Linked DNA regions of Mus musculus: region 1 is linked to region 2. A link is a contact called in ENCODE Hi-C or POLR2A ChIA-PET data. All regions are on one chromosome and are shown on one strand. Each heading gives the region's core, a stretch centred on a gene start or an enhancer-like site at or near the end of the contact. The rest is flanking DNA. Distances are from core to core; before and after follow the strand shown. Region 1 overlaps Ablim2 (actin-binding LIM protein 2). Region 2 holds the start of Ablim2 (actin-binding LIM protein 2).

Evidence for each region. Hi-C counts contacts between places; a loop is a spot of excess contacts on that map. ChIA-PET counts read pairs that join two places held with the same protein, here RNA polymerase II (POLR2A).
Region 1: a map of gastrocnemius shows a loop between it and region 2 (4-fold over the local background). The contact joins the enhancer-like site here to the promoter of Ablim2 in region 2. A Hi-C loop is called at or near these places in 5 of 37 maps with a recorded cell type or tissue (gastrocnemius and left cerebral cortex). POLR2A ChIA-PET finds 5 or more read pairs at or near these places in 3 of 5 experiments (all embryonic stem cell).

What each region holds. Positions count from the first base shown.
Region 1 is chr5:35,793,715-35,798,426 of GRCm38, forward strand. The region is part of intron 1 of Ablim2 (actin-binding LIM protein 2); the gene reads left to right. Among named protein-coding and RNA genes, the nearest start is that of Ablim2, 38 kb to the left of the region's middle. Within about 2 kb of position 1,842, at least 1 of the 3 ENCODE cell types and tissues checked has a DNase peak (open chromatin) inside an H3K27ac peak, as active enhancers do.
Region 2 is chr5:35,755,547-35,760,159 of GRCm38, forward strand. Ablim2 (actin-binding LIM protein 2) reads left to right here and starts at 2,334. Exons shown (of 22, transcript NM_001177696.1): 1 at 2,334-2,514. The coding sequence starts at 2,505.

The DNA of each region.
Region 1 (4,712 bases), core at 592-3,091, 38 kb after region 2:
AGTTCTTAATGCTAAGTCACCGTCCATGCCTGGGAACTTCTCCCTGTTCCTGCTGGAGGCCCGCAGGAGGCTTCTTCTGCCTCATCTCAATCCCTCAAGTCCATCATGGCAGGCTTTGAGTCAGGGCCTCAGAGACTGTGATGCATCACACTTGATTCCTTCCAAGGCTTTCCCTGTCCGGGACAATCGACAGACGGACAGACGGCAGAGACTCTCCGGCATGCACAGCTCATGCGCAGGTGCCTCCCTCGTGCAGCCAGGTGTGAAGGCCTGCCAGCCTGGAGGAAATCCCAGAGGACTCCCCAGAGGCAGAGGCACAGGGACGTGGAGGTGGAGGAGACAGAGGGGCCTTCAGCTCAGGCTCCAAGGAGCCTGTGTCCAGGGATGACAAGACAGCTCAGAAGTCACCACCAGCTGTGACCCTGTGAATCAGAGCTGGGGATGCCAGGGGCCACTGGAGATGGACAGGCATTGAGAAGTCAGCATAGATGCCCAGAAATGAAGCTGGCACCGGATGACTCTGGGAGGGCTGATGCCTGGTCAGCTGCCCTTCTGGAAGACACGGTGGATGCCCCACTTTGGACCAAGCAGCCCGAGGGTCCTATTCCATGGTCCTGCTGACCACAGGCTCTAGAACAGCCTCCTGGGAGCAGCCTTCAGTCCTGTGAAGCCCCTTCCTCCCGAATCAGACCCCAGTGGAGCAGGATGTAGGCTTCTAGGTCTTGTGTGATGTCTTTTTTTCCCACAGCAAGTGGCCCTCTGATAGGACAGCCATAGCTGGGTCCCTGGCATGTACCTAGCCAGAGTCACTGGGATAAGCAGCTATGGGATTGATTCTGAATTGCCAGAGACATTTAAAAAAATAAATAAGTAATCCTGGGTCCTTTGAATCCTAGGCCCTGGCATAGGCCTTAGGGTTGCACCATGCAGGCCCCCCAGAACCCTCTCCTGACTCTCCTGATGGTGCTTCCAAGCCTTGGCATGGCTGGCCTGGGCCCATTCAGCTGCTCTTGGCCTCAGGTTACTCTCTTGTGAGGTAGGCACCATGCTGGCTTCAGGGGAGTGTCAGGAGGGCTGGATACACTTTTTTGTACCCAGTGGGTCTGGAGCTAAGCAGGATGTTAAGAAGGCGGTGGGTTACACTTTTGTGCTCCCTGGTGACTGACTTCACAGAGTCCAAGCTGGAGCCAGGGAGGGGGAATCTGTGTCCAGCTCAGCCCAAGCCAAGCAAGGAGGACAGGAGACGCCTGCCTCAGAGGCGCCTGGGCCTTTGTTGGCTTTGTTTGGGTACTTTATTAGTTGGAAAGATTGCTTTTTTTCTTAACAGTTGTGTGCCCCTGGCTGCCAGACTGTCTTTGACCTTCAAGGACAGCTTGTTCAGCTTGCTCTGGGCACTTCTATATTTGGAGTGGTTTTAGAGAGGCAGGGTCACTGGATGAGACTCACCACACCCCTGCATCCTGAGTCCTCCTCTCTCTGCCTCTGTTCAGCTCCCCGTGGCCCCATGGATGCCTCATACAGCATAGGACAGTTGGGGACTGTTCTCTCGGTGCCCTCCTGCCTGTCTGACTGTCCTGTTTCAGAGCCTCAAGTCATCTACAAGTAGCCAGAGATGGCAGCATTCTGCCTCTGCTGTGAGAAACATGGCCCCCTCTAAGCACTGGCAGGGATGAGGCGAGAAGGGAACAAGTAGGCTGAGCAGGTTTGCGGTTGCTTCTTCATGGGTATATGTGACCTTGCTAATCAGCAACTGCCCCACATTCTAGGAATGAATCCCACGGGGGCAACAGGCCCACATGTCCAATCTGCAGCCAGTTGAAGGGACACTAGTAGAGCTTACTGGTGTGGAGGGCCATTCGTGGTGCAGATCTTCCTCTGACCACCAGAGGGCAGCAGCACTACCATGCCCATAGCTCCAGGCTGTTTAGTGGCCAGGGTGGGGTCTGGCCAGCACACTCTTAATATAGCTCTTCCCTCAAACCAAATGCATATCCAGTAACTTGGGAACTGGTGCTAGGGATGAAATCCAGGCCTTTGCATGCTAGGCAAGCATCCTGCTACTGAGCTATACCCAGCCCCCACGTATTCCTGAAAAAAAAAAAGGGTTGATCAGTGTTATGGAAAACTTCAGTGTTTGCTGGGCTGGTTGCTAAGCGAATCGCTTTGCCCTTGATCCAGCATTTCCCCAGGACCAGGGGATGTGAGCAAAGGGTGGGTGGATGGAAAGGACAGATGGAAGGACAGATCGAAGGCAGAGGGTGGGTGGATACCCAAGGACAGATGGGAAGGCAGCTAGAAGGCGGGCTGGTGGGATGGTGGAGTGGTGTGGACAGGAACTCTCTCAAGGTCGAAATCCCACAAGAGGAAGAGCTGAGACTACATTCCAGGCTCGCGTAACCCCACAGCCTATGGGAGCCCCAAATCTGAAAATGACTTCTCACTCCACCTGGCCTTGAGCCAGATTCCCATCATATAATCCCTGTCTTGTCTGATCATGAAAAGATGCTGCCCATTGTCCTTTGTGCCCCAAACTGGATGGACATAAAAGTTCTGGAGAGCCACCCCACGCTGCATCACAAGAGCCCCCCTGGTGACCCCGCTATGCACAGCTGTGAGTGACTCCAGCTGTGCTTCCTATACATAGCTGAAGGGCCTGGCCACACTGAGCCTCTCGAAATCCAGCTGAGCCAGAGGGCCTGGCTCTCTGGTCTCCCACCAGCTTTCTCTACTATGAATTGGTGTTTCTGATCCGATTCAATAGGGAAGGGGTTACAGGGCTGGTGTGGCCATCATGGCCCATCATGGCCGAGGTGCTGAGAGGGTGTGGGGATGAAGGGGAAATGGCTGCACCTGACAGCAAGGGATGTGGGCTGTATCGTGTCGCTGCTGCGGGGGACACCACTGTCACTGTGGTCATCAGAACGACATAGGTCACAGAGGGTGGAAAAAGCCCTGTGGCAGAGGGAGGATGAAGTGAGGCCCCTGGTGGACAGCAGCCTGGGTAAGCTGAAACACCAACTGAAGGTGGATATCTGAGGGGCAGGTTAGGGGTAGTTTGGCTTCTATGGCTGATCCTAGGTAGGAGGCAGAGGCAAAGGCCAGGCAGCAGCTATAGGTGAGCAGTCACATCCTGGCCTTGTTGGATCATGCTGCAGAGCTATGGATTAGCCCCTGGGCTATTACTAGCAACTGCCTTCTGTTTGACTGGCTGTGACACGTGGACCCTGGTTATGTGGTGGATGGAGTTGGGTCCCTGGCACGTGGCTGTGAGTCATGGATCCCCACCCTGTATCTATGGTCCCTGGACATGGCTGCATTTTTGTTCTCAGTGTGATGCTTCAGACAGTGGTTGACTAAGATTACCCTGATGGGCTGCTGTGGCTAGTGGTGGGTCCTGCCTATTACAAGGGAGAGGGGCAGATGGCCAGAGTGCGCCATCTTGTCCCCACCATCACTTGCCTGTGTCCCATGGCTGCAGTAATGAAGGTGAGCAGCGCTGGATGGCTGGGCAGGTTTGAGCTGAGGCTGTGCCTATATTTTTCTGTAGTTGATGATGGAAACTTCACCTCATCTTTGCTGGCTTCTGGAGATGCCAGCTCTCATGGCTCATGGTGCTTCCTTGTCAAGACTAGCTATCCTGTACCTCTCCGACCAAGTCCTTAATCACATCTCTAAGAAATGTCCTTTGATGTCATCAAGCCATACTGAACTGCCAATGACCTCTCCTTTGTCTCCTTAGCTCATATCTAAGCTCCAGAGACCCCAAGTCCCATACATAGTTATAATGTTCCAACATACATCTAGGTACATTGCTGGGATAGCAAGGTCTGTGCATTGCCAATTGTGCGGTCTATCTAGTCAATCCCTCCCCTCTGGCTGAAGACCCACATGGTCCCTGTGTGGCAACCTGGGGCTTGTGGCTCTTTAGTTCCTCCAGTCAACTGGTTTTTCCTTCAAGCTAAAACTTGAGAACCTTTGGACACTTCCCAGGTACAGGGCAATTGAGGGGTAGACCTAAGGCTTCCACATCATGACGCAGCATCCTGTGAACTGACATCTGCAGATGCTTTAGCAGGCAGTAGGGGAGAGGTGGATAGTCATGCCTGGTCCTGGGACCATAGCATAACCCTGGCTCTTGAACCATAGCCCTGGTTTTTAATGCTTCCTTCAGCAACCTACCTGGCTGTGGCTGACTCTCAGGAGACACTAACAATGTTTACTCCCATGTTGTGGAACCCAAAGGAAGAGTGAAACCAGCTCTCAGAATGTTGCAGCTGATTTTGAAGAAGAGGCTAAGGGTCCCAAGGCTGAGAGGCTGCTAGGTTCTCTGGAAGTGATGCTGCTCTTAGACTCTGAGTGTCAAAGTTGTGCCAGGTGGATGCAACAAGGGTTAGCTGCTCTTCAGGAGGGGACGGAAGTTGCCTTGCAACTCTAGAGGTACACAGGGACATGTTGGGACGTCATAGATAAGTATGCAGAGAGAGGGATAAAATAGCTCACTGGGCAGAATAACCACAAACAGAGCCCACAGTGGGTTTACCAGATGGTTTTGGCTCTCAGAACTGTCACCTGTCATACAACCTGAGTGTCACTTGATCCCAGATGGAAGGAGGAGATGGACCACCACCTTACGCCCTATGGGACCAGCCCTGTGGGTGGAGACATGCTGAAAGGCCTTCTGTTTGCTCTCCCTGTGCTGAGTGCCCCTCACT
Region 2 (4,613 bases), core at 1,084-3,583:
TGGCTCTTAAGGATGAGCCTTGGTGCTCTCTTTGAAGCCTCTGGCTCCCTCTACAGGCAGGCTGCTCAAACAGCAGCAGTGAAACTGCAACACTTAATGGTTGGACTTGGTTTTCCTAAGTCATTGTTGACCGCAGTCATGAATGGATCGGAGTGAGACTGGGCTATGCTTTGAAGGGGGTGATGGCTCACATCTACCCCTTCATCAACAGCCACTGTCATCTTGACTATTGTTTATTCAGCATTGGCTCTAGGCTAGCAGCTTTGAACAGTGTTCCTGGCACTACTAATTTAACCCACCGAATTTCATTGTGACTGGGAAGGTGTGGAAACCGAGGCATCGTGAGAAAGCAAGTGGCTGAGGTCACCTACAGGTCACAGCCCTGCAGACTCAGAACAAAGGTCTGGCTTAATATATTCAAATAGACTGATTTACCACAAGACAGATCTAGCCCCGCAGAGTTCTGTGCATTGAAAAGCTGCAGCTGGATCAGCGCTGCCTTGGTTATCAACCTCCTGGGTGACCGGGATTAGGACCTACGGGTCTTCATACTGCCCTTGTAAGAGAATGTTCTGGGTCATTCAGCCCCTGTGTGTTGGAAAGTGTCTTCTCAGAGGGACATGTCAATTCCTCTAGAAGTCACAGGCCACTGCATGCTGAGCTCCAAGACCAGTCTACAAGCACAGGCTGCCTGACTTGCAAGGCCTCTGCCAAGAAGTGTGACAGTGGCCACCACCAGAGTGGAAGGCATCACAGCCAACACCACCAGTGTCTTTACCAGCCTGTGTCACCTTCGTGTGTGAGGGGAGGGGTGGGGGTGGCATGCTGCTACTTTGGCCCCAGATGAGAGACAGGAAACATGAATAGCTTCTCAAAGGACTCAACCTGCTGGACAATATCTGTCCTGCCTTTCCCACCCTGTTTCTTCAGTAAGTATATCTCCAGTGCCCGTCGCAAGCCTGTGGGAGGCACTGGAACAGCACTATGAAATAATATCAGAATACTCAAGGATCTCAGAGGTTGCTAGGACACATAAGCATGAGCTTGCAGGCTCCTAAGAACTATCCTAAAGGATAGGGACTGTCCTTAGGTCTAACCAATGGAGGCAGGTGGAGTCAAAACACATTTTTGGAGCATGTAGAAACTAGTTTCCATTAGCAAGGTTTCTGGGCAAGAGATCCCAGAGGCAGCCCGTTCTTTTGTGGGCATCTGAGACTGGAAGTACAGCTGCCAGCAGAGTCTCTTGGTTTATAGGATGTAAAGAAATGTGCTGTTTCCTCGGGGCTTCTCCTCTTTACCAGAGCCTTTGGCCTCCTGGTCCCCTTTGAAATAGATGGACAATACTGATCACTGGGGAGGAATTTCTGCTTCTGCCTCAGTAGTACATGGAACAGCCCTGACCTGGGCCAAACGTCCCTGGCCTGTGCCTGTTCATGCAGTGGCAGATCCTGTATGTTCTCATTCTGGGCCCTGCGCATCCGTGCTCCCTCATCTCTCTAGGCTGTCTTCTTGTAGTCTCTTGTGCCCACCTGTTGTCACCACCGATACGAGGCAGGATCCACCTGCGCCTCCCTATGCTTTTCTTTCAGTCTGTTTTTCCACGCCCTGCGCTGGACGCCTGACGTCACAAGGGAATCGATTAGCGTATGGGCAGGATGGTGAGAGGGCAGGATGTGCCAGAGCCTCCTCAGTGTGCACCGCCTAGCGTCAGCCGAGCCGGGAGAGCGTCTGGGGCATAAGGCGAGGCTGCCTATCTTTGGAGTCCAGACACCTGCGTCTGGATCCCAACCCATTCAGACTTCGCCGTGTGTGTGTGTGTGTGTGTGTGTGTGTGTGTGTGTGTGTGTGTGTGTGTGTGATTAAATCCAGACTTCGCCGTGTGTGTGTGTGTGTGTGTGTGTGTGTGATTAAATCCTGTTCCTGCTTCGCTATCCCGCTTCTCCCCCTCCGCTTCAGTTTCCCCTTTTCTGTGCATTGGTAAGGAAGGGAAGGTCTATTGCTGAGACCTTCCATCACTCTTGTAGAGTTGCTCCAAGATCGCTTTTCCTTGGGCCTCCTTCTTTGAGAGTCCAGTGCTGAGATGAGCTACAGTCCTACACGCCTCCCTTAGACCCTGTTGACAGCTCTGCAGAGCTCTCGGAGCAGGTGCAGGAGGGTACCTGCGCTACCACCAGTCTGCGCCTGAGCGGAACACACAGCCTGCCGGGATTTGTAGTCCGCACGTCCAACTGCGGTGGCGCGCAGGCGGGCAGCCGGGGCACAGCGCCTACACTTCCCAGGATGCGACCCTCCCGCGGCTCGACAAGGGGCGTGGCCTAGCTGAGGGGCGGGGCAAAGGGGCGGGGCGGGAGCCCCGAGCTGCGGTGGCGCTGCGGGCAGCGGGTACTGTGTGCGCCGAGCCGCTGGCCTCAAGCGTGCTGAGGATCCTGCCAGCGCCGCACCTGCCCGCCCGGTCCTCGGGCTGTCGCAGCGCGGGGACCACCCTACTGGGAGCTGCCGCTGACATGAGCGCAGGTGAGAGCTGCGACCCGGAATCCGCGGGTTCGTAGCGGCAACCTCAGTAGGGTCTCGAGGACTGGATACACCTGCAGTGCGTAGCCAATTCCTCTAGCCAATTCCTGAGCCCAGCGGCTCCACCCAACTTTTTCTCCAGGGTGTGCAGCCCCGAAAGGCCGGCCTGCAGCCTCTGTCTCTAAGCCGGGGGCGCGGAGCGGCATATGCCGGAATTTCTTCCCACCGTGCCAGCTAGGGTGGCTGCGCAGGGCTGTCTGGCGGGCGTCACTCCTTGCTTCTCGTGGGGGTCCCAGGTTGCTTCAGTAAAGGGATCCAGGTCCCGGAAAGGGGCTCTGGGTCGCCGCAGTCCTAACCGTAGAGAGAGGTGTGATGACAGGCGGAGCTTTGCAGCAGGGGACTCCGCCCTTGCGCGGTTCCCGCAGAGCCTGGGTGGTGGCGTCTGGCAGACCCTGAACTCCCCAGGTTCGCCGTTGCAGATCTGAGTGCTAGAGCCTGTATGTGTGTCAGTCCCGGAGCTGTCTGTGCGCTGTTGTCATTATAGCCCTTCAGTTCTGAGCGTCTCAGCCCTACCTCTCTCGCCGCACCCACCCACAGGGATCTGACCGCCTCTGTGTGATGCTGGAAAATCCCACGTCCCTGCAACCCAGCAGCGCCTGTGCTCAGAAGGAAACTGAGATCTAGAGCTGGGAGGCCTTGGCTCAGGAAGCATCTGTACATCATCTCAGAATGCACCCATCTGACAGCCTCAAGAGTTCCGCTTGCAGGGAGGGCTGATCCTTTCATTCCTCAAGAGAGAGGGGTTGGCCTCCATTTTCAGGAGCCATGGGATGACCAGACTTCAATGACTTGAGCTCTGACAAGTGATAGGGATTTGAACTCAAGGTTCCCTGACTCCAGCATACTCCCCCTAACCCCCAAGCCAAAGTTACTACTAGCAGCAGTGTGGCCCTTGGCTACATTGCATAAACCAATGGGTACAGCAGCTTCCTCTAGGAGAAAGTGGACAGGGAGGGAATGAGCTTGGAAACAGCTCACTGTAGGCTCCTAGCCTGAAGTACCTCCTCCCAGGGGACTGTCCCCTCTCCCTCCTAGCTAAGGAAGGAGGGGCTTCTACCATGGATGTTGAGAGTAACTGAGAGCAAGTGGTATGGGAGGCGGGATCCCTCCTGAGATGTGGGTGTAAGGAGAGGGCATCCTCAGACTTGGCAGGACCTCCAGACATTTATCTGATGGCGGTGGGGATAATGGCTGGGTGTGTGCGGGTTAATTTCATGCTTTCAGGACATAATTGATACCTCTGTGTCTCCTGTAATCAGGGGCCCTCAGAGGGAGCACAGGTGCCCACACTTTGCATTTGTATTTGTAGTGTTTGTCCCCAGGGGAGGAGGGCTGGGATTGTTATGGCAAGGAGACTGGGGTTTGAACCATGGCGTGTCTGATGGTCTTTGCACTGGGACACCTTCCCAGTTTTGGCCTGCTCACCTGGAACTTCGGTTCCCCTCTAAGCAGGAAAACCCCACATGCAGCAGCCCCTCAGGAGTGTGGATGGTCATTGCCATTGCTGGGTGCTCTGGGCTCCATTTGGAAATGGAGCACAAGTGTTGTCTGGCCCACCTGTGGATCATGGCTTAGCTTTGGCCAGCCTAATGCATGCACAACAGAGATTCACCCTCATCGACAGAGGAGAGCGGGAAGAGACACATGGGTCCCAGTGTGGCTGCTGTGTACATATGGCAGGTCAGGGCTTTCATTGTCAACAGGGAAAGATTCCACTGTGCCACCCCTGGGATGACTGGCACCATTCTGGAACCTGGCATGGATGAGTGTCAGGGAGTGATACTGGTCCAGATGGGCAAGTGATGGGAGCCCCTGGCAACCTGTACTATGTCCTCGGCTAGAAGTTCCTTCCCAATTGTGGTGGGGACAGAGTGGGTGCTGCTGGGGTGTGACAGCACAGTGCTGCCCCATGCTAGTTCAGGTGTGGCACAGAGGCCTGTGAATGCCACCCTGGCTGTGGCTGCCTGTTGATTTCAAGTGACCAGGGAAAGAAAGGCTTACAGAGTGCCACAGGAAGGCAGTAGAAGATGCTGTTCCATGGC